Regions from separate parts of the Mus musculus genome. Here regions 1 and 3 are each linked to region 2. A link is a loop called in an ENCODE intact Hi-C map of the cell type or tissue named here. Cell type or tissue: heart. All regions are shown on one strand.

What was found. A loop is a pair of places that touch in the nucleus more often than their neighbours do. Peaks named below come from ENCODE experiments on the same cell type or tissue, not always from the same donor. Only the 100,000 strongest peaks of a DNase experiment are listed, where the experiment ranks them.
Region 1: it touches region 2 in a loop (3.0-fold over the local background); 9 of 42 quality-filtered maps call a loop at or near these places.
Region 3: a loop joins it to region 2, with 4 times the contacts of the local background. A loop is called at or near these places in 18 of 42 quality-filtered maps.

What each region holds. Positions count from the first base shown.
Region 1 is chr7:139,586,555-139,594,554 of GRCm38, forward strand. The region is part of intron 1 of Gm33031 (a long non-coding RNA gene); the gene reads left to right. Among named protein-coding and RNA genes, the nearest start is that of Nkx6-2, 7.8 kb to the left of the region's middle. In heart, a CTCF peak has its summit at 3,921 (motif pointing right); a DNase peak (open chromatin) is centred at 3,877; H3K27me3 peaks cover 4,205 bases.
Region 2 is chr7:139,294,792-139,302,791 of GRCm38, forward strand. Gm32486 (a long non-coding RNA gene) reads right to left here and starts at 2,141. Exons shown (of 3, transcript XR_880989.2): 1 at 1,982-2,141; 2 at 1,628-1,748. In heart, CTCF peaks have their summits at 3,889 (motif pointing left), 4,861 (motif pointing left) and 5,061; DNase peaks (open chromatin) are centred at 4,830 and 5,848; H3K27ac peaks cover 4,378 bases.
Region 3 is chr7:139,116,305-139,124,304 of GRCm38, forward strand. It overlaps Stk32c (serine/threonine kinase 32C), which reads right to left. Exons shown (of 12, transcript NM_021302.3): 4 at 6,525-6,698; 5 at 5,633-5,670; 6 at 5,457-5,546; 7 at 5,052-5,155; 8 at 4,366-4,482; 9 at 2,937-3,062; 10 at 2,713-2,844. Among named protein-coding and RNA genes, the nearest start is that of Dpysl4, 34 kb to the left of the region's middle. In heart, a CTCF peak has its summit at 3,284 (motif pointing right); a DNase peak (open chromatin) is centred at 3,297; H3K27me3 peaks cover 3,078 bases.

The DNA of each region.
Region 1 (8,000 bases), 290 kb after region 2:
CATGAGCTGTGAGAGGTGCTGGTCTCTATCACAAGCCTGTCTTCCTGTAGCTTTCTAAGTATGAAGATCAATCCAGGCTGAAAGGGGCAGGGGGCCAACCTTGGACTGGGTTGTTCTTCTTTATCGTGTTTTCACTGAGGTCCTGGGAGAGGAAACTGTCCTTGAACTTAAACATGCTGAAAAGCCTCTGAGAGCTGGCATAGGGAGTAGAGGACAGAAAAGTCTGGGTCTTCTCTGCTCCCCAGAGGATTCATTCACAGGTGCCTGTTGCCAGTGCATGGGGGTGACCTCCAAGAGGGTAACCGATTTGCTTGGGACTTAGCTTCCCTGCCAGAGGGTGGATGGGGAAGAAGCTGTGGAGATCTCAGGACTACCTCACTAAGATGCCTAGGATGCTAGAGTGGTGCCAGGCCATGACCTGAACAAGGACTGAGGGACCAGATGGTCCAACAGTCACAGAGAATAGGAGTGCCCTCACAAGGATGTGTGGTATCTCTCTCCAACACACTGCCTTTGTGTGCCTCCACATACCCAGGTGCCATCCAGGAACCAGGAGGTTCCTATCAGTGTGCAAAGAGGCTGGCCAGGACTCTTTAGATGTCTTCTGCTGACTCTGGCCAGACCCAGCTGATGGTCAGGGCAGGTGTGAGGATGCAGGTGGCTTCGTAGGAGCCTGCGTTCTGGCCCAGAAGTCTCAAAAGGTTCGGCTTCAGCTCTGCGAGGAGAAATTCAAGAGTGATGCTGGGTGTTCACCATCCACACTGTGTAGTTGACTCACAGCACTGGGAACACTAATCTTCAAGTCCCTGTGGCTGCTACAAGGTGCCTGGACAAAGACTTCACTCTCTCCCAACAGATGCCCTTCTGTAGGAGGGTGGAAATCTTGGTTGCTTCTTCCAACCCTCCTGGGATGCTTGCTGTTTGGGCTTTGGCCCTCTTCAGTTGATTCTTTGGTCTCAGACCAGCCCTGACACCACCAGGTACCAAGCTTCAAAGAGCTTGGATGAACCAATGGACTAATGACTCTGCTAAGGTAGCAGTTGAATGCTCAGGAATGTGTTGTGAGATAACACAAAACTGAGCCCTGACCTCATCTTGTGGGCCAGCCCTCTCTCCTTGGGCTTTGGGTATCCTGTGCTGTGATTTGTTGAAAGTACCTGGTTCTTCTTATTTGGAGGGCAATATATCTAACTCCTCCACAGCTTTATCCAGGCACACTGGGCAGCTGGGCTTCCCACCCTCTGCTATGTGCTGGAAGACCAAGTGGGAAGCAAGGTAGGAGCTATGGAGCAGAATTACCTAAGTCACAAGAGGGCCTGCCCTGGAAGCAAGTAGATCTGCTGTGGGACTGCAAAGGCCAGGAGGTGGAGAGGGCTAAGGCTTTCTAGGAGACAGTCACATGCCACCCAAGGTGCACTCTTTCACGGGGTGGCGAGGAGTGTGTGTGTCCAAGAATCTTGTCTCCTTCAGGGAAGGACAAAGAGAAGATGCTGTAAATCACAGTGCAGAGCTAATTCCCCGGGGCCTCTCAGGCACAGATGTGCAATCGCGTGTAATGAGCTCTCTCTGGGGGCCTTCAGGGTGTCTGACCACGTGCCACATGAGCTAATTGACTGCTGAGCCTGGTAAAAGATTTGTGTTAAGGCTAATGCTCTGGCCATCACTGCTGTGATACAGGGATGGGGTTGAACCGGCTGGGGGAAATGGCAAGTGTGTGTGTGTGTGTGTGTGTGTGTGTGTGTGTGTGTGTGTGTGTGTGTGTGTGTGCTATTCCAGAGGAGCTCTTGGTGTACTTCAGTCAGGAGCTGTGCCCTCTTGGAGGGCTTTCTGGTGGAGGGTGGAGGTGACTTTCTGCTGGTGAGAGGTTCAGTTGCTGCCAAAGTCAGTGCTTTCTGAGGTAGGCAAACTCTAAGCATCTTGGGGAGGTCTCTCCTGGGTATCCTTGTGCTAAGCCCTGGCCAGGGGCTCCCTGCAGCCTCAGCTGGTCATGCCTGTGATGGGGAGGACCAGTGGCAATCATCCTGATTGGTCTGAGGATTCTAGCTTGTAATTACTCTTTCTATCATCCCCAGGCTTTTGTCCACCTTCCTATCTGGCTAGGGATGGGGGATGGGGGTCTTGCTGGGTGCTTCCTTGTGATGGGAGATGGGCACTAAGCAAAGGAGTGAGTTGGAGGCTGAGTACCATGCACCTTAGAATTACACCAAGAGGATAGTATCCTGTGATTAAGGATGCTGGCGGGGTGGTGCCATTTGTTCCGAGTGTGGCAACATAACATTAAGGGTGGAAATTGACAAGGAAGTAAGCAGAAACCCTGTGGTCACCAACTGTCACTGCCCTGCCCTTCCTTGGGTGCTCTGGTCAGCTGGTAAAGATGGTGGAGTCTCTTTCCAGGGACACTGTGTGAACTCGTGACAATGACTAGAGCAGACCACACCTTATTCTTAAGGAAGGCACCCCAGTTAACCCAAAGTGAACACACTTGTTCATATTCAGAGGCTACCACCAATTGCCCACCATCACAGGACAGCTGACAGCCCTGAGCTGCCTTGGCTGCTCAGCACGGGGCTTTCTGTTGGTAACGTTCATCACTTCTATTAATAAGAAATAATAAGAGTCCTGCCAGGTCTTCAGAAATGAGTGCAAGACGTGACGGATCAGGCCCTGTCTGAGTGTTCCTGGAAGCGCTGCGTTTGTTTAAGCTCAAAGACTGATTTGAGTGAGGTGAGGTTCAGACAGACCCAATTGCTGGAGCCGTAGATTTCTCCATGTGCTTGAACGCTCGTGCGCTCGTGTGTGTGTGTGTGTGTGTGTGTGTGTGTCTGTGTGTGTGTGTGTAGATAAGGAAATACACACATGAAATGAGGAACACACAGAATATTCCTGACCTGTGAGTAAGAGCATAATCAGAAGGAGGAGAGTGAGTTATGAGGGGGGAGGGGTGAACTGTACAGGGCCACCATGGGACTCACCTCAGGAGCACCATGGGACTCACCCCAGGAGCACTATAGGACTCACCCTAGGAGTCCCATATTTGGTGCTCACTCTGGGAGCCCTGTACTATGCCTCTCTAGGAGAGCCCTGAGACCTTTCTCAAAGGCCCCTGAGCTGCCAGCCAGCATTGCTTATAGCCATGAGGGGGAGGGATGGCTTGGAAGAAGCTCTTCTGGGCAATGTCCTATGAGCCTCAAATGGAGGAACCATATGTACATTCGACCAAACAGCAGCAGATATCCAAAGTTCTCCTCTGGATTCCAGGGAAAGGGAGATGCCAGGAGGTGGTGGGGTGTGGAAGATGGTACTGAGATGAACAGTCTGGGTAAAAAGGATCCATCAGGATGGGTTTGAGCCAGCCAGGCTTGGCCCCTTGACTTGAGCCCCACTGAAACCTCTGATTGCAAATCAAAACTAGGTCCAGAGGCCACTAACCAAGTAGATTACTTTATAGACAACACAGCAGTCAGTGGGCAGAATCAAGAGGCTATGTGATGGGGAATGTTGGGACACTGGGTCTTTCCAGAGCAGCTGCCCTAAGGGGAAGTTTTGAGGCTGTTTTAGCTGTTCACAGTGCCCAGGTCTGATGGCCACTAGCTGGTGTCAGCTGACTCTGTCTATACTTTCCAGTTAGGTGGTGAGGCTTCTGCACGCAACAACCACTGACCTTGGAGGAAGGTGGTAGCCAGGCCCTGCCAGAGCTCCCAGAAGGAGGCAGTTTGATCTTGGGGACCCAGTGTTTAAGCCTGTTGTACTGACCCGGTGGCTGGCAGCACCTCTGGTTACATTGCTTCTCTGGCCAGGCCTGTCCAAACTTCCCACAGGCTTTGAGCCTATCATCATCAGCATCTCTTGCTGAGGTCCAGGTTTCACAGCACAGCCTCAGCCTGACCCACCACAGTAGTGAGGCCAGAAGCCATTCCACATGTGGCCTCCAGGTGGCAGTGAAAAGCTAGCCGGACAATGTGACCAACCCTTCTCTCTTCACACAGGAAATACACAGAAGAGTAAGGAACTGAGCTCCCTTAAGTTAGGAAGCTTTGACACTTTTTTTTTTTTTTTAGGAAGCTGGGTGCTAGGGCAGCAGTTTTCCTCCCTAGCTTCCCTGCATGCTGGACCTCTCGGCAGTCATTGACACTGGCTGGTGCCTGGCTCTCTGCACTGATACTATCCACACAGATGTCAGTGTGGTCCTGAAACTTCATGTATGAGAAAGACCACAGGAGACTGGTCAGCTTGCTGGATAAGAGATTTCCCCTCAGGAGGAGAGGCAGAAGTCCCTGCTCTAGTACTATTCCTGCCCTTAGCTGCATTTGTGTGAGTAAGAGTTAAACTACATCCGCCCGCCACTTCATCCCCCTCCGCAGTAGCCCCAGAGCAGGCCGGTCACCACCCTACTTTAATGCTTCGTTGAGTAGCATGCTGTCAGTCCCCATAGCTCAGAGAGACAAACTTCTGCATCAGAGACCAGTTTTCTCTTTTGTAGGCTGTGTAGGCAGAAAACAAACAAAACAATAACAAAACCTGTAGATGTTGGTAAAGTCCTCGAGTACTTAGGGTACACACAAATGAGATCTAATACAACTGGGAAATGGAGAGGAATGTTCCCAGTGTCTAAGATGGAAACAAATGCTCAAATTACATACAAGATAACAACAGGGTCTAGCAACCAGATCTTAAAGCAAATTAAGAGGCCACAATGATTAAAACCCAAACTGTGGGATCATCATGGTAGTACAAGTAGTTGTGGGGTCAAGATGGTAGCTTACAATTGTTGCATGCAAGAGGTAGAGGCAGAAGGACTGAGAATTTCAAGCTAGCTTGAACTACATTGCAGAACCTCTATCAAGAAATTAAGGGCTGGGTATGTAGCCCATTGGTAGGACCCTTTATCTTATCATGTGTAAATTAGATTTGACCTCTGGGATGACAAAACCAAACCACACCCACTTGAAACAAAGGCAAGCAAAAAGCAAAACAGAAGGATGGGCCTAGCCCTGCCTGGATCGAATGCTAACGAAAGGACTCTGGGGAAGGGGCGTCAGCGGCAAGAGGGGCAGGCGGACAGATTGGTCTGCAGTGCTGTAAACACTGGCCTGAAGTGTGAGACAGGTCAGTGTCTTTACATATCAACACTAAATTCTCCATGGGCCATCTTACAGATGCCCAGTGTAGTAGTTTGAACGAATGAGAAGCCGTCTTAGTCTTCGGCATTTGAACACCTAGTCCTCATTGCTACTGTTTGAAAAGTTCAGGAGGTGTGGTCTTGCTGGAGGAGTAGATCTGTCACTGGGAGGGGGCTTTGAGGTTTCAAAACGTTGTGGCATTCCCTGTGTATCTATCATCTTTGCTTTCTGCTTGTGGTTCAAGATGTGAGCTCTCAGCTTCTGCCTCATGATTGCTGCCTGCTTCCATGCTTCCACACCGCGACAGCTTCTCATCCCTCTGGGACCATACGCCAAATGAACCCTTCTTTACGAGTTGTCTTGATCATGGTGTTCTAGCACAGCTTTAATAAAGCAGTAACCAATACACTCAACCTACACACTCCTGTGTTCCCCAGCGCTGGCCTTGACCCCTGCTTTCCACCACCCCTTTTACTCATCAAAGACCTTTCCTTTGTGTGGTCTCCCTGGCCATTGGGATGGGTTCCTGACACTGCCCATGATGAACAATCTCTTGCTTCCTCTCTGTGTCTGGCATGATTCTTCCCTTTGCTCTATAGGAGAGATAGAAACAATTCCCAACACTGGGTGGTTTCTACCCTAGGGGGTGAGTATGGTTGCCAACAAAGTGCTTCTGATTTGGAGGCAAATTTGCAGGGTCTTCGAGCCAAAGGTTGAACACTGAAAGCCAGCACACAGACCTTCTGCTGCCTCTCCAGTTCAGACTCCTTCCAATGCTCAAGTTCCCCCACTGTCTCTTAGTGCAAACACACAGAGTTGACAGAATGCACACAGGGTCTTTCATCCCTGCCTTGTCCATCTGGACCATTTTCTAAACTTTCAGTAAAGACCTTATGTGCTCATGAGTTTTTAATTCCTTGGGTTTGTTGTTGTTGTTGCTTGTTTGTTTGTTTGTTTTCAAGGCAGAGTTTCTCTGACTAGACCTGGCTGTCCTGGAAGTCTGTAGACCAGGATGGCTGGCTGGCTGGCCTTGACCTCAGAGATCCAACTGCCTCTGTCTCCTACATGCTGGGATTAAAGGCGTGTGGTATGTCACTGCCACCTGGCTATGCTCATTAGGTTTTCCTGTTGTTGTTGCTGCTGCTGTTGCTGTTGTTATTGTTGTTGTTTTTACTGTTGTTGTTGTTGTTGATTTGCTTTGTTGTCACTTTGGCATAAGCTAAGGAAGACAGAACCTTGATTGAGAAATGCCTCCACCAGATTGGCCTATGGGCATGCCTATAGAACATTTTCTTGATTAATGACTGATGTAGGTGGGCCCAGCCTACTGTGGGTAGTACCAGCATGTATAGGAAAGCAGGCTGAGCAAGCCATGAAGAGCAAGCCAGCAAATAGTCTTCCTCCATGGCCTCTGCCTAGTTTCTTCCTTCAGATTCCCTCCCTGAGTTCCTGCCCTGACTCCTCTCGGTGATGGAGTGTGACTTGAGAGATGTAAGATGAAGTAAACTCGTTTCTTCCTCAAGTTGCTTTTGGTCATGACATTTGTAACAGCAACAGAAAGCAAACTAGGATAATTTTCAAAGCCGAACGCTTGGAGAGTCAGCCTCGCCCTCCACCTTGGCCACCCCAACAGAAAACAGGCTCCGAGGGTCCACTCGGGTCCCATTGTGTGAATCTAGTGACTATTTATTCCCTGTGTTGTGGGAGGTACCTTGCTGCCCAGCCTCAGCCCTTCTTGGTGATACAGGGAATTGTGGGACAGGATCTCCTTGACTCATTCAGCAGCCAAGAACCACCAGGCCTGGGGACAAAAAAAGGGGGAAGGATCCTAGTTGTCCCCTGAAGGCAAAGGGCCTAGACGTGGGATAGGGGGCGCTCTGGGGTTCCTGGTGGCTTCTGTCTGGACACCTCAGGACTTGAGGACATTTCTTCCTGTCTGCTGTCATGCTCAGCATCTCTCCCCGTTTTCCATGCTGGGGAGTGTGGGGAGGCAGGGAGTTGAACAGCTGCTAGAGCAGAACACCAGAACAACGGAGCAGAGACCCGGACTTCTCTGGCTTGGGCCTTCTCCATAGCCCAGCTAAGTCCGGCACACCCCATCCACTTCTCTCTGTTCTCCTCTGGGTAGAATCCTTGGCTGAAGCCAGATACATAGCCCATTCTCAAGTGACTTTGGAGCTGGACAAACACAGAAAGGAAGGCAAAGCCCCGCTTTTGGACCTGGGCTGTCTTCAGGGTTCTAGTTAGTGATGCAATGAGGTAGAGTACTATCCTCCTACCAGCCTTACTGAGGAACCTCAGCTACCCAGGTTCCTCGCTGCGACTCCATCATCCTCCACATGTAAGTTCTATCTCATTGCACGAAGTGGCTGCCAAGCTCCAGCCATTAAGTTCCATTTCAGCCTGTAGGAAGGGGCATACCTCTGCAGGGAACTTGGTGGAATGGCCACCGTTGTTGTCAGACATATTAGGAAGTGTGGATATGCACTCTTTGAGCCCGAGGGGCCCTATACTGAGGAATCTTCTGCGTCCCGTTGTTTCTACAATCCTCAGAGCAAGATTGCAGCCCAGGAACCCTGAGGCCCTCTGCTCTGTCCCTGCCACAGCAAGCACACTGAGTACCCAGCTTCCCAGAAATGCTAGAAAGATAGCGGAAGAGGAACACTCAGGTGCTAGGGTTAAGCTGTCTCTCCGCACACTGCCCATCATTAAGATTTAGGGTCTGGGATCTCCAAGCTCACCGAAATGGGCAGGACATTCAGGGATTGAGCTGTGCAGGAAAAGTCTTAAACTGAAGCTCTTAAAAATGCCCACATAGACCCACCTGCCCTGTGCAACCTTCTGCTGGGTCAGACTTGCCGGCAGCTGCAGCAGGCTTCA
Region 2 (8,000 bases):
CGGAAGCCTTGAAGTCCCTGAGCTGAGCTGAGTGGTTAGGCCTGGTTATCCCCCAAGAGGCAAGAGAGGCCTGGCCCTGTCACAGCTCCCAGGCTCAAGGTCCCCTAACTCCTCACACCCCATTTGTTCCTTGACTCCTGTCCCTCTCTTGGCTAATCCTTTATCCATATTGCTGTATAGAGACTCGTCCTACACCCCCTAGACCCCCTCCATTGCCAGCATTGCAGCAGGAGCAAAGAAGGCTGTTTGTTGTTCACGTCCTCTCTACCTCAAATACCCTTGGCTGAGGGAGAGTAGTCAAAGGGACCTGAAACGTCCCTCCCCCACTGGCTGTCAACTCCTGGACACAATGCTTTAGCTGAGTAAGCACAGCCACTCCAGGCTCTGTCCATATCCCAGAAACCTGGGTGATCTCATGAAGGCTGAGGGATAGAGGCTGGTCATGGCGTCTTAGAGTCGACTGGAGACATTACACCAGGGATTGACTTTAAGGCATAGGCTGCAGCCTTCTTAAGGCTGGACCTTTTGGGTACAATACAGTAGGGTGGGGTTAAGGCCTAGTGTGAGGGACTACAGCCTCAGTTGTGGGCTACAGTTGTGGGCTGCACTCTGCAAAAGAGGCATGGGATTCTAGAAACTTCTCTGGAGGGGCCCAAGGTGGGAGCCACTAATTGATGAGCTCGTAGTAAATCTGGGCTTTGACTATGGCATCCTAGCCTCCTTCCCCCTGCCCCCCACCACTTATGAGCATCAAGCCCTTCCCAACACAGCCCCCTGATATGTCCACGGCCCATGGGAAGAAGGACCCTCCTTCTCACTTAGGTAAGGCCCAATCACCCTTGCAACCAGCAGCAGTAGAAGACAGGCCAAGGGTAAGAAAGAGCTTGGTCTACCTCTGTAGATAAAGCAGGCTCAGGGGAAAGGTAGTCAGGGTCCACGCCTGACTGAGTGCAGAGGAGGCCTCATGCATGGAACATTCTAGAAGAGAAGGGTGGCTAGACAGAGGGATTGCAATGGGCTGTCAGCTAGCTCCCTGCTGACTCACTCAGGGAGAGACAGAGGAAGTGTGGGCAGGGGGAGGAGCTGGCAGAGGAGGGGGAGGGGGAGGAGGAGGAGGAGGAAGGGGAACAGTCAGGAGGGTAGGGGAAGAAATGTCAGAGAGAATAGACAAGGAGGGAAAGTGGAAGATCCAGTCTGAGCAAGGTCATCCAGGTTGCTCCCCAGGGACTCTGTATAGCTAATAGACAAGAGATGATGAGGTTCTCTGAGGAGAGGCACACCTGACCTCTGCCCTGAGTAGTGTCCCCTCAGAAGCACAGCCTGGCCTTGGGAGCTAGCTCACTGTGGGAATTTTCCAAGACCCACCTGAGCTTGGAAGTAGGGGCCAGTGACCTAGTGCTTCTCTAGTGGGTTGTTTTTGGGGTTGCCAGAATGACAGTCAGGCTGGGGGCCTAGTTGCAGGGGGTCCTCCTAGGGGTGTGGGTCTGCTTCCAGACCTGGAATCCAGGTCCTACTGCATCCTGAGTGGTGGTGGCCAGAGTGGCCCAACATGTAGTCCAGACCCCAAGCCTTAGGGATGACACGTGGGACCATCACAGAGCAATGAGGAACCTGGCTGCCCCCTTACCTGTCATCTATGTCACAGTGCAGATCAGGGTTAGCCCAGAGCTTCTGGGTGCCTTGGGCCTGGACTGGATGCAGCATTAGCAGGGAGGGGCCACTGGGTTCTACCCCTCTGATAGCTTTCCCTGTAGGAGATATGAGAGGCAGAGAGGGCTAAGTATGTGCAACCTTGGTGAGTGCCCATCCTGTACTCTTCCCACCCTCCCCCTGCCCTCCCCCACCCCCTTCCTTCTACCCTCCCCCTGCCCTCCCCCACCCCCTTCCTTCTCCCCTCCCCCTTTCTGAATCAACGTTTCCATCTCTTCCCCTAGAAGGCCCAGGCACGGGAGGGTTTGTAGGTTCCTGATTTTACACAAACCTCAGACAGAGATAGATGCCCATTTCCAGTTTCTCTCCAAGGCCAGCACCAGGCCCCACAGCAACCTTCTCCCCTGCCTCCTACACACCAGAGGCCAGAGGCTAGAAGCCCGGTGAAGCTGAGTGCTAGGCGGCCGGAAAAGCCGGTTTGGGCCTGTGCGAACAGGTGGCCTCAGTCTGGTTTTCAGGAATGTAGCCTGGGGAGGCTGTAGTAAGTAGGACCACCCTTGCTCCCGACACAGAGAAGTTGGGGAGGCTCACCTGGCGGCACCCTCCCACCCATTCCCAGGACCCCAGGTTGCCTTGGAAGGGCTGCCGCTATAGCCCCTCAGGTTTTAGAGGGGGACAGCCTGAGAAGCCTACTGGTCTGCTCAGGCAGAGGCTGGAAACAAATGGCCTGTCAAAAATCCTAATTAAAATACAATATGAGCAACATTGGCTCCCTCTCTAAGGGACAGGGTGGTGATGGTCGAGGGAGGAGGGCATTAGGGGAAGCCAGCCCTCAGACACTGGTCTAAAGAGCCCTCACATACAGCAAGGAAGGCCATAACAGTACTAATTAAACATTACCTTAGTAAGTGGGGTTTCTAAACCAAAGAAGGATGCCCCCACCACCACCCCCGCGCCTCACCTCGAGAGAAGCAGAATTAGATCCCCTTCCCACATGTGGCTCCCACATGAAGTATGAAGAGAAAAGAGAGGCCTGCCCTAGGCCTTGCCCGAGTTCTTCTGGTACTGAGGAGTTTCTCTTGGGCTTTTATTATAGACATTAATAAACTAAAATGTACATTATCCAAAAGTCTAAAAATATAAAAAGAAATGCCTTTTTAGTAGAGAAAGATTAAACAGAAGCCAGGAGATGGTAGGCTGGAGGCCCTGGAATGCTTGCTTTGTTTTCTGGGACTCAAGCCTCTATTCACTCCCTTAGAGCAAGGAACCCCAGAATGTTGGTGTAGGGAGCCCCATTGCTTTAGCTGGGCCCTTCCTAGCATGACTGTGAGGAGCCATCTTTATTCAGAGGGCCACCTGCTGAGGTCTCAAATACAGGAGACACCAGAATGCAGATCCTGTGGGCTTTGGGGCATAGTGGCATCAGGAAGGGGTGGGGGGCAGGTAAGGGCTGAACTGTAACCCCAGGAGAGCAGAAAGTGCGGATATGCAGCCTTAACACAGACCTGAGCCTGAGAAATGCCCCAGGCTACCAACTGCCTCCCATGTGACCTCAGGCTATATGCCTATAACATGGACTTTTTAAATTTTTTTAAATTCAACTGCACTCCGATGTATAAAATATTCACATTATCCTTCCGCTTAAGTGCATTATTTATGTTACCATCCATGAAATATTCACATCTGACTTTGACTTCCAGTCAGCACATGTGGGTGACAGGCTGCCCTTTTCACGGTCATAGGAGCATGCAGTGCTATAGAGCAGATGTGCTCAGGGAATCTGGGGAGGTGTGGTCCACCTGGAGCTGGGACACTTCCCTCCATACACTCCCAAACTGGGGGGGGGGGAGGGGCTACAAATCGAGTAGAGGCACAGTAGGTCCACTTAACAGAATCTGACCCACAGAGTTACAGTAGGTCCACTTAACAGAATCTGACCCACATCCACAGGAGTACCTGGCTCCTAGCAGGTGACACTCAGGAGTGTGCTGGGACACAATGAGCTGCAACCCATTGCAGAAATCCAGGAGCCCCATCGGTCAGCAGCAAAGGAGGGAATGGCCCTGCAGAGCACTGCTTCCTTGGGGCCTCCTGGCAATGGTGGCTACCAGCACTCAGTTTAGAGCCCACAAGGCTAATCCCCAGAGGCACACAGGCTGGCTTGCCTAACACAGGACCTTCTGCTGCCCAGTGACCTGACTCTGTCGTCTCTATGTGGTCAGCAGAACCTGAAGGGGTGGGCACCATCTGCTGGCTTCTTGCAGAAAGGCGACACTGAACCAGGCTCCCTTATAGCAACAACAACCCTTACACCGGCTGCCTGTGGTAGCTAGGCCCACATCCCCTCCATATTCCCTTGTACCTAGTGGGTTTTGTTTTTTTTTTGTTTTTTTTTTTTTTTTTTTTTTTTGCTCAGCTGGGATTTGGGGAGGTGCAGGAAACATCGAAGTTCTTAGACAGATGGAGGCCCCAATCCTCAGACCAGCCAGACTGCCAAAGAGAAGCAGAGTCCCTGGTCTTGACCTTCATGAAGCTCTGGGTAGCCTGGCTCCCAAATTGAGGGCCTCCGGGAAGCCATATAGCAGGAAGGAGGGGCTAGAGGTTTGGTGGTCCCAACTGACCCATCTGGTGATAGCAATTTAACATGTCCCCTTAACCCCAACAGGGCTGGTCTTCAGCACCCAAGGTTGATTGGCATTGGCTTTGGTCTGGCTGGTCTGAGGATTGAAGCCTCCGTCTGTCTAAGAACTTTGATGTTTCCTACACCTCCCCCAATCCCAGCTGAGCAAAACCACTAGGTACTAGGGCAGAATTCCCAGGGAAGATGTCCAGTGCTTTCGGTACTGCCTGTGGCCAGTCTGCTTGGGACTGAGATTTGGAGTGTGGCAGGGAGGACAGGGAGAGCTAGACTCTTAGGCTTTGCTGGGTCACTTTAAGAAACTAGATTTTGAGCAGGCAACAACAAACCCCCGCTCTGCTTCCCCCACCCCGCACCCCCCCTGTTTCGTGCCCCAGAATGATATTAACGCTATCTCTAGGTACGGTCTTAAAACAGCAGAGTCCTGAACAACTCTCAGCTGCTCCCCACCTCAAGAGCACTTCAGCCTTTAGAACTTCCCAGGGTGGGGTCACAGGCAGGAGGAGGCTGTGCCACCTTGGGTGGTCTTCCCTTAGCCTCCAGCAGGAAGGGACCCGACAGTGCAGTGGCGCCACCTGCCGACACTTCGCAGTATTGCATAGATCCAGAGAGGGGAATCCAGGCTCAGGGCTGACAGGTCCAAGAGAAAGGAATACAATCACCTCTTCTCAGATTAAGTATCTAAGAAAAGTGAGCACTTTTTTAAGACAAGAGAGAGGGGTGTCCTGGAAAATCCCCAAGGTAAGGTTCTGGGCAGCTAGGGTGAAGTTGGAGAGGCACTAGGTAGAGGGGCCATGGACAAACAGAAGAAGGGACAGCCTGTGACCAGTGTTGTGAGGCGAGAGCCAGGCAAAGGTCTAGGGGCTGCATGTGGATTTGATTTCATGATAAATGTACATATTTTGGAACTTTGGGGGCTGAGCTTAAGAACTTTTCTAAAGCAGAGACTGTCAACCTCAAAGATTAAGAGACGGCATAGCATCTCAGGGATACCGGCATGGGGTAGAGACACAATGCCAGTGGCCCGATGGATATGGAGTGTTAGATGCTTGGACCCTGGGTGGGTCAGTTCTCTAGCCCTGGTTTCCAGGGTGCTCCGCCAGGGTAGTTCAGAGAGGCTCCATTGTGCTGCAGGTGGGAGCTGGGGAGTGGTAGCAACATGGCTGCCAAGGTTTTCATGTCTCTCCTTAGCTGTGCAAACTGGCTAGAAGTAGCATAGCCCCAGTTCACACAGACCTGTGGGGGGTACCTCTTCCTGGATGCAGAGTCCCAGAGAACAGTCATGGGACCATCCTGCGGGACACGGAACTGGAGTGGCATAGCCATGAGGGCACAGACATGAGGGAGCACACTTCCGGGGAGCTAGGGCAAATGGGCTACACCTCTGGGGCTGCAGAGCTTGGCTCTGACGCCAGGGCATCCAAGGTCAATGCAGTCATCCTGGGGGAGTGGGGGAGGGTGTTTTCAAAGAAGCTGAGTTGTAACAAACATCTCACACTGAGTCCTTGGCACAGGGTGTGCAGGTCCTGGGAGAGGAACGAGGTGACATCTTCATTTCCATAGCAACCCGGATGCTTGGCAGGGTGACAGCGGGGCTCAGAGGTGGCAGGTGCACATGGGTGAGCCACGTGAAGAGCCCAGCCTGCTCAGGCAAGTTAGGGAGGCTGCTTTCTATACCAGGGCCCAGGTTCAGCCCACATTCAATCGGGTCCCAAGGGCTTCCTGACATTTGTCCCAGGATTCTGTGGCCCTGAGAGCCTATGCCAGAGCTAAGGCCACTGTTATTATGCCTGTCTGTAGCCTTGTTCCAACACTCTGGCCCTGGTCTGCTGAGCTACTCAGCTTCTTGGCACATGGGTGGACTGGTCAGTGCTTTTACAGGGCCCTGCCCCTTAAGTGATTTACCTGTGGCCATGGGTGGAGACTGATCACCCCTACCTTGCTTCTTTTGCTTTTAACCCAAGTACGTAGGTTGGACCTTTCTTTTGCCTGTGCCCAGTGTTAGTAACCCATAGTAGGAAGGTAGGGATATCCCTGTGATTGACTGAAGGGAAACAGACACATAGTCTGTCCAAGATAAACAGTAAGATTCCGCACATCCCACCCCACCCTCCTTTTTTCCTTTTTTTTTTTTTTTTTTTTTTTTTTGGGAGCCCTGGCTATCCTGTCAGTATGTAGATCAAGCTAGTCTCAAATTCACAGAGATCCACCTGCCTCTGCTTTTTAAGTGTTAGGACTAAAGGCCTGTGCTACCACCTTTGTTTTCTTTTTAAAAGAGTTGCCATGATCATAGACTTTCTTCACAGCAATAGAAACTCTAAAACAAGAACCTGCCCTGAATGTGGACAGCACCATTTCATGGGCAGGGCCCTGGAAGGCATGGGAAGGTGACAGGAAGCTGAGCTCCAGCACGCACTCATCCACGCATGCACGCATGCGCACACCTATTGCTGTCTTCTGACTACAGATGTAAGGCAGACAGTTCTCTCACTCTTTTGCTGCAGTGACATTCACAGAATTGATGGACTGTAACCTAGAGTTGTGAACCAAATAAACCCTTGCTCCCACAAGTTGCCTTCGTCAGGCTATCTTATCAGCACAACGGAATGGAAACTGATAGCCTCGAAGTGCAAAGGCCCCTCTCGTGACCAGGGAGCAGATCTGTAAGGTCAGCCCTCACCTTCCACTCCCTAGCACTGTCAGGCATGCTCCCTACATCCAGATAACAGAAGCATTTCCTGAGGACGTGGACCAGATAGCCTTAGGGGACCCAGTGTCTGGGCAACGATAGATTCCTCTTAGCCAAGGGGCTTAGCCAAGCACCAAGGCTGCTGTGTCTGGTCATTAGGGTAGGTCAAGACCATGGTTAGAAGACAGCATTGCTTAGGCTTCAGCAAGGAAGCAGGGCAGATGGGCACAGCACTGGAGAGGTAGCTTAGAGTTCTATAACTGGATCTGCAGGCAGCAGGAAGAGAGAGCTGGCTTGAACATTAGCAGCCTCAAAGCCCACCTGTAGTGACACATTGTATCCAACAAGGCCACACCTACTCCAACAAGGCTACCCCTCCAAATAACGTCATTCCCTATGGGCCTATGGGGGTTTCATTCAAACCACCACAGTCTTCCCATAGCAACCCAATTTCAAAAACAAACAAACAATCTCTCACAGGCACGCCCATAGGTTAATTTCTTACTAAGACTCTCTTCCTAGTTGATTCTACATTGTATCACACACAGGAAAGCTACATTGTATCAAGTTGACAATTAACCATAACCATCACACACAGGAAAGCTGGACGTGGTACCCAGCGGTACCCAGCAAGGCCTTCTCATATTGAAAGCCTCGCTGGTAAGCCTGCTCTTACAACAGGCATCCCCTGGTAGGTCCCAGCTCCGGTTTCTCCCCCAGGCTGTGGCCTAGCGCAGCTGCTTGCTGCTGGCTGATGGACAGGGCTGGGGAGGAGGAGTCAGTGTTCTGTAGTCCCTGCAGACAAGGTTTTAGTGGTGGCCTTTTAGCATGGCTAGCCCTTGTCACTTCCCCCTTTATCTGTTCTGGACCTCTCCAGAGGACAACCCCAGGAATAGCTGGCTGAACAAGAGGACAACCCCAGGAATGGCTGGCTATTTCATAGGGTCTGAACAAGGACATTGCCTCCTTCAGGAATGGCTGGCTGAACAAGGACACTGCCCCCCTCAGGGCAGAGGGACCACC
Region 3 (8,000 bases), 180 kb before region 2:
CAAATGGGCAAAGGATGTGAAGATATTTGTGTCCCATGTAAATGCTCACCAAAAGGTGACTTCAGCTGAGGAGGAGTTCAATAATCAAGTGGATAAGATGACCCGTTCTGTGGACAATCAGCCTCTCTCCCCAGCCATCCCTGTCATTGCTCAATGGGCACATGAACAAAGTGGCCATGGTGGTCGAGATGGAGGTTATGCTTGGGCTCAGCAACATGGGCTTCCACTCACCAAGGCTGACCTGGCTACAGCTGCTGCTGATTGCCAGATCTGCCAACAGCAGAAACCAACACTGAGCCCCAGATATGGCACCATTCCTCGAGGTGACCAGCCAGCAACCTGGTGGCAGGTTGACTACATTGGACCACTTCCTTCGTGGAAAGGACAGCGTTTTGTTCTTACTGGAGTAGATACTTATTCTGGTTATGGATTTGCCTTTCCTGCACGTAATGCCTCTGCTAAAACCACCATTCACGGACTGACAGAATGCCTCATCTATCGTCATGGTATTCCACACAGTATTGCTTCTGACCAAGGAACTCATTTCACAGCCAGAGAAGTACGACAGTGGGCTCACGATCATGGAATTCACTGGTCTTACCACATTCCCCATCATCCTGAAGCAGCTGGGCTGATAGAAAGATGGAATGGCCTTTTGAAGATGCAGTTACAGCGCCAATTAGGTGGTAACAGCTTGGAAGGCTGGGGCAGAGTTCTTCAGAAGGCAGTATATGCTTTGAATCAGCGCTCAATATATGGTACAGTTTCACCCATAGCCAGGATTCATGGGTCCAGGAATCAAGGGGTGGAAAACGGAATAGTTCCACTTACTATCACTCCTAGTGACCCTCTAGGAAAATTTTTGCTTCCTGTCCCCATAACTCTAGGTTCTGCTGGCTTAGAAGTTTTGGCTCCAGAGAGGGGAGTGCTCCTACCAGGAGCTACAACAAACATTTCATTGAACTGGAAGCTCAGACTTCCCCCTGGTCATTTTGGGCTTCTAATGCCCTTAAACCAACAGGCTAAAAAAGGAATAACAGTGTTAGGAGGGGTGATAGATCCAGATTACCATGGGGAAATTGGATTACCTCTTCACAATGGTGGTAAGCAAGATTATGTCTGGAGTGCAGGAGATCCCTTAGGGCGTCTCTTAGTACTACCATGTCCTGTGATTAAAGTCAATGGGAAACTACAACAGCCTAATCCAAGCAGGATGACAAAGGACGCAGACCCATCAGGAATGAAGGTATGGGTCAATCCTCCAGGAAAAGAGCCAAGACCTGCTGAGGTGCTGGCTGAAGGTGAAGGAAATACAGAATGGGTAGTAGAGGAAGGTAGTTATAAATACCAATTAAGGCCACGTAACCAGTTGCAGAAACGAGGATTATAAAGTAATATGAATGCCCATTGTAAATTTACTAATGCGTTTGCGATTGTACGAGGGATAGTTATATCATGTTAGGCGTATTTACAACCTTGTTATTGTTTCATGTGAACATGAGATATTATTTGTGTCAAGTTGACAAGGGGTGGATTGTAGTGGCTATTCCTGGTTGTCAACTTGACAATATTTGGAATGAACTACAATCCGGAATTGGAAGGCTCACCAGTGACCCTTATCTGAAGGCTTGGAGATCCTTATCTGGATCTTGGTTTGAAGATCTTGAGCCATAGTGGCTATGGATTCCAGAAGATTGAATCTCCGAGTTAAGGAACACACCTTTAATCTGGGCTAGGCCTTTCATCTGGGATTAAAGGTGTGGTGGAACACACCTTTAATCTGGGCTACACCTTTTGCTGGAGACAATATAAGGACATTGGAAGAAGGGAGTCTAGCTCTTGCTCTTGCTCCTTCGCCTGCTTGCTGCGTGAGACTGAGTAACTGCTAGATCCTTGGACTTCCATTCACAGCTTCGACTGAACCATTGTTGGGAATTGGGCTGCCGACTGTAAGTCATCAATAAATTCCTTTACTATTTAGAAATTATCCATAAGTTCTGTGACTCTAGAGAACCCTGACTAATACAACCCTCTTTAGGACAACACAGATCTGGGAAGTTATACTCCAGAGTGCCAGGCTCAGACAGGCCCAAAGGTAGGCAAACACTGACCACTGATCACCACTACTCGACACATAACAGTTGCTCTCCTGCACGTCGCATCTGTACCCTGGTATTAGGAACTAAACGGTGACTCCTCACCCTCAAATATGTTGAGAACTTAAACCCTAAGACTAGTGAGTGTGACTTTACATGGGATACTCTGACAGCTAGCCCCACAGTCAGAGGCAGGGAATGGTTTCCTTCTTGGAGCCTTAGGAGAGCAGAGCTTTGTCACTTTGATTTTGGATATGGTACACCTGAGCACCAATGTAACAGGACACAAGTCACCAGAGCACTAATGTCCCTGGGCATAGCATCCGGGGCTTTTCACCCTGAGTGCCTGCTCTTGCCCACACCTGGCTCTCCAGGTAATTACTGGCCAGGAGCAAATAGCTGTGGGCAGCTGTGCAGACAGGCTGCGGGTGGGAGTTATGACAAGGGAATCGGGAAAGGTAGAGGGAAGGTCATAGGCCTCCTTGGGACTTTAGGAAGACTCTTGCTTGATTGTAGAATGCATACTTTGCCCAGAGGCCATGCAGAGCGCTGTGATGGGACCTTGCATGCCACAGACAGATGTGGGGAGGACCTGAACCCTGAGGCCCGCACTCACCGACTGGGAACTGTCTCTGCTGCTGTCCCGAGACTTATTCTTGGCCAGCCGCTTTTTCTTCTTGTGCAGAGGCCTCGACTCAAGGATCATCTCCTCCAGCTCAAAGGTGGGATCACAGTGCAGGCGGCCTTTCTGTGGAGAGACAGGGTACTGAGCCCAGCCTGCGGGTTCTCCACCACCACCCCAACAGCCTGGAGCCACCTGTCTGGGCACTCGGGGCTTACATTGGGCACAAAGCCTGGCTCCACCTTCTTTTCACTCAGGTCGTCCCACAGCACGTGGGCCAGCGATGGGGCTGTCTGCATGTCTTGGAGACTGGAGAACCGGTGCTCAGGGTTCACGGTGAGGAGCTGCAAGGAGGGCCCCTCTCAGATAAAGCCCCAAAGAAGAATGGCCACCTGTCTCAGGTTGGGGCGACCCTTGAAGGTGTCCATAGAACAAGGCTCGGAACCTCAGGATCGAAAGTGGCTTGTGAGAAAAGGTGGCATCAAAGGATATGGCCCTAGGGACTCTTTGATCCCAGTGCCCCATATCCAAGGACAACAGAGGAGCTGCAGGGACGTCCTGCCAAGATTTGCCAGCAGGTGGCAGTGATGGCCTGGCTAACACTCTCATACTAGCATGCAGGCCCAACTAATTACTGCAAAGCTTCCAAGTAACACCTCCAGACTCCAGAAACATTCATACCCGCACTGCATCAGGACATCAGATCACCAGGGCCAGGTGCCTCCTGGTCAGGTCTCGTATATAATAGCCCTTTCTTCACACCTGTCCTGGCTATAGCTTCTGCTCTCTGGATCTACCCCTTCCAATACTTCAATCAACATTATTTAGAGAACAGCTCTTCTTGTGATTAAACAGCCCCTAGCCCAGTCCCTGGATATATAGTGTCTCTGTGTCCCTGATGGCCTGGATCCTTCCATCCCTGTGTCCTTAATGTCTGGGATCCTCCATCCTCCTACCAGCAGCTATAGACAGAGCTTAGCTGTAAGGTACAGGGTGGGAGGTGGGCTGGATTGTTGTTGTTTGTTTGTTTTTTGTTTTTTCGAGACAGGGTTTCTCTGTATAGCCCTGGCTGTCCTGGAACTCACTTTGTAGACCAGGTTGGCCTCGAACTCAGAAATCTGCCTGCCTCTGCCTCCCAAGTGGTGGGATTACAGGCATGCACCACCACACCCGGCTTTGGGTTGGTTTTTAATTTGTTCCCTAGAAGTGTTGTGCACCTTTTGTAGTGTGGTCAGGGGTAAAGGAGACTAGAACATAGCTTGAGCTACGTGTCATCCTGGTACCCTCTTCCTGCACTACACGTGTGATGCAGAAGGCTTGATGCCGTCTTTGCCTGGGTCTGAGCGTCATGAGAGGTGGGTGATAGCCACGTCCTGTCACATTAGTTCCTGATGGGGATTACAGACTGGAGTGTGCTAATATTTAGCTTACCAGGAGGGCCCAACACAGAGAGCCTGCTGCTAGAACAAGAAACCTACATGTTGGTAGCAGATTCCTTCTCTCTGAGGCACACAGGGTCTCAGAGTAGTTGCCAGAAAAGATTATGGCTGGGCTAGTGAAGGAGTCTGAGCCCATGGAAAGATGGGGTGTCTCCCTGAGCTCAGAAGGGATGGGTACTCTGGGAGAAGGGAAGGGGAGGGAGCTCACCTTTCGCAGCAGGGCTACCATCTCCTTGGACCAGGTGGGCACGTACTGGACACTCACAGTGCTGAACAGCTGAACCAGCGACTCCACAGCATTGCTCGAGTGGATATCGTAGGGTCTCTGTGGGCAGGGAAGCACTACACCAGTGCCTTCCCCAGCATGGCACCCAGACAAAAGTACAAACACCCTAGGAACCCAGCTTCAGGCCCAGGTGAAGGCCAGGCTCTGAGAACAGCAGCCACCTGATCCAGAGGCCAGGGGGTAGAGCTTGCGCCCCGACTGAACTGGGTATCAGAGGCCAGAAGCTCATCTGTCAAGGGTATGCCCCCTCTACCACCACCAAGGGTGGTTCTGAGGCCTGGGTGGTTCAGTCCAAAAGGACAGGAGGTGCTGGTTTTTTTTTCCAGGTTTGGGGCTCCATGGAATGGTAGAGGATACCGTATGAGACCTACGCAGATCACTGCCTCTGCCCCTAGAGAAAAGCAAGTCCCTCCCAAGAACCTGCTGCATACAACATCCCATCCACCACCAGCCACCCAAGGAGACTTGCTAACTCAGGCATCTGTCTTAATATGCTTAAAAGCCCGAGTCCTCTGAGGTTATGGGGGGAGGGGTATCATCCTCCATCCATGGCTCTCAGCCAGTCCGGGGCAAGGAAGTGGCTAGCTTAGGGTTACAAGGCTCCGTACCCATCCTCGTAGCAGCTCGTAAGCCATCACCCCCACCGACCACCAGTCCACCTCGAAGGAGTAGCCAGTCCCGCCATTGACGAAAGAGTGGAAGATCTCTGGAGCTTTCCAACGAAGAGAAGAAAGAGCTGAGCTGTGGGGCTAGAGGGTCTGATGACCCCGTATCACACCGCCAGCCAGGTCTGCACCAGATCTAAAAGAGAACCCTACCCGCCACAGTTCTGCACTGTGCCACCTGCAGGGAGGAGCCCCCTTCTGGACCAGCCCACAGCAGATAAAACACTGCATTGCCATTTGGTTGCACCCCAAGGTCCTTTGCTCTAAGACTTTATCTGACTATGGAGTAAGGACTAGGCAGGGGCATGGCTCTGCATAGTCAGGTGTCATCTGACGCCTTTGGCTTACCCATGTACGGTTTGGTCCCAGCTAAAGCTGTCGCCCTCTCCCCATCCTTTATGATGGTGGCAATGTTGAAGTCAGTAAGGTGTGCATGTCCTGTGAAGAAAGGGCAGACATGGCTTTCCAGGTCCTGGGCCGGGTACCCATGCTCCTCTCTGTGTCCCAGAGCTCCAGGGACTCACCTTGTTCATCCAGGAGGATGTTGTCAGGCTTGACATCTCTAGGAGGACAGAAGGTAACAAGAAAATGAGCTTAGACCCACACTATTCATGCCCTGACGTCTCTGACAGATGCTCCCATCAGAGGCAGAGGCTTGGAAGGCTTGGCTTTTAGAGTGAATCCTAACATAGAACCTAGTGTCATAGAGGGCATACCGCACACTATTCAGAGGGCACCAGGGCCTCCTAGAAGACAGCTACAAGGGAGCCACCAGCAATCCATGGAGTCTTGGCCAGAGGACATGTAGGTGCAGAAGGCACCTACAGCTGGAAGCCTCTGGGGACTGTAGAAGACCCTCAGGGCCGGGTTCCCATGATGCCCTCACTAGACCCCTGGAACTGCACAGAAGAGGACTTGTCTACACTCTGCTCACAATCTGACATCAGTCCTCTCCACCTTGACTTCTAGGAACACATCTAGCACTCAATAACCATCACATACCTGAATCCTGTCCAGACAACAGAATCCCAGGGCAGAGAGGTTAGAAATCAGGTTTATCTGCCTTATAACGCACCTCAGTTTGAGCCAAGACTGCAGGGTTTTAGCCTAATTTCTGCTCCCTGATCCTACCTGCTTTCTAATTAGACATTTCCCCAATTCCATGTGGTTTCTACAAATGCCACAATCAGTATGAAGTCCCATGATGTGGTCAATAGATAAATAAGAGCCACTGGGTGTGGCCAGGCTCTGTGGTACACCCATGAGGACTAAGTCCTCTGCGTCCATCCTCAAAGTGGGTAGTTTGGACAGGGCCCACCGCTGGGAAGAGGAGCCAGACCAGGCTTGAGTGTGACCCAAGGGTATTCCCAACCGTTCAGCCCAGGAAGATGCCTCATGCCACAGGTGTTCACACACCTGTGGATGATGTGTTGGCTACGCAGGTAGTCCAGGGCCAGGGCCATCTCACAGATGTACAGCCTCACTGTGTCCTCTGAGAACTGGACATTCTGCTGTAGGTGGTAGCGCAGGTCTCCCCCCAGAAGCAGATCCACCACCATGAACATGTCCTCCTCATCCTGGAAGGAGTACCTGTGGGTACCAGGGGAAGACTTGGCCTATGAATGGTTTAGGGATCCAGAGCAGCGGCTCCTCCCTCCTTCCAGTCTGATCACCATCCTGCCTGGGGCATTCCCCACACCCTGCTCAGAGCTGTGCCAAGACCCCAGGGAAGACAGAACAGCCATGTCCATGAGAGCGGTTTGGCTGTGAGCATAGATGCCTGTAAGTGACAACTGGAGAACAGAAACTGCACATTTCCGAGCTGTTCCAGGCTTCCCTGGCTTCTTCTATGAGGACACACAAAAGTGGTTTGTAAGAGAAGAACATGAGACCATGCCAGTAAAATGCTGAGTACAGATCTGGGTGAGGAATTGGTATTTAATGACCATGGTGATGATGGTGGTGGTGCTAGTTATAATGATGGTGGTGGTGATGTTGATAGCAAGATAGTACTTGTGATAGTGACGATAGTGTGATGATAGTGCTGGTGCTGGTGATGACAGTGATGGTGCTGGTGATAAAAGAGCTGGTGATGATAGTGATGGTAGTGGTGATAGTGATGGTGGTTATCTTGTTCCCTGTCCTCCATAAGCCATTCTCTCTCAGCCTCAGTGGAAGGAGGCTGGAGAAGGTGGCACAGGCAGGATTTTGAGGAAGAGGTCAGGAAGAGGGGCAAGGAGACTTGGGATGTCCCCAGTGCACACAAGCCTAGGTGGCAGGTGACATCTAGGGCTCTGGGGTGTGGAAGGGGGAGTGCAGCTGCAGGAGGTTAGGAAAATAGAGTCTGAAGTCCTGGCTGTGGCCCATGTCACTGCAGCACCTGAACAGTTGTGGACGGCAGAAGTGCAGGCCCAGAGGTTGTGTGTGTGTGTGTGTGTGTGTCTGATCATTAGGCAACACTGTCTTTTAGAGTGCCTGGGAGGCTGGGTTGCTGAGGCCCCAAAGACAAAAATCCTGTCCTTCCTTCTTTCCAAAAAGCCTCAGTGCCAACTGTGTTCCCACCTCACAGCAAACTTCCTCCTTTCCCCTGACAAGGGTGGGTTTGAGGGGTATGTCTCATTTAGACCTTCTCCCTGCTTTATGATGTCCAGTATGCTAAAACAAGATGGAATGTGTACCACAAAAATGCTACCTGAGTCTGTCACTTCTCAGCCTGCCTGGGAATAACCAGCCACAAGCATCTTGGAGATTCTAAGTAGGAAGCAAGCCATTCTGGAGCCATGCTATGTAGCCTCTGGGAAGTGGCCACTGTCTACTTTGTAGATTCTTGACTTACTGTAGCAGAAAACAAGACAGCAGGTTGCAGTTGGGGCAGGTGGGCATAGGGTTCTG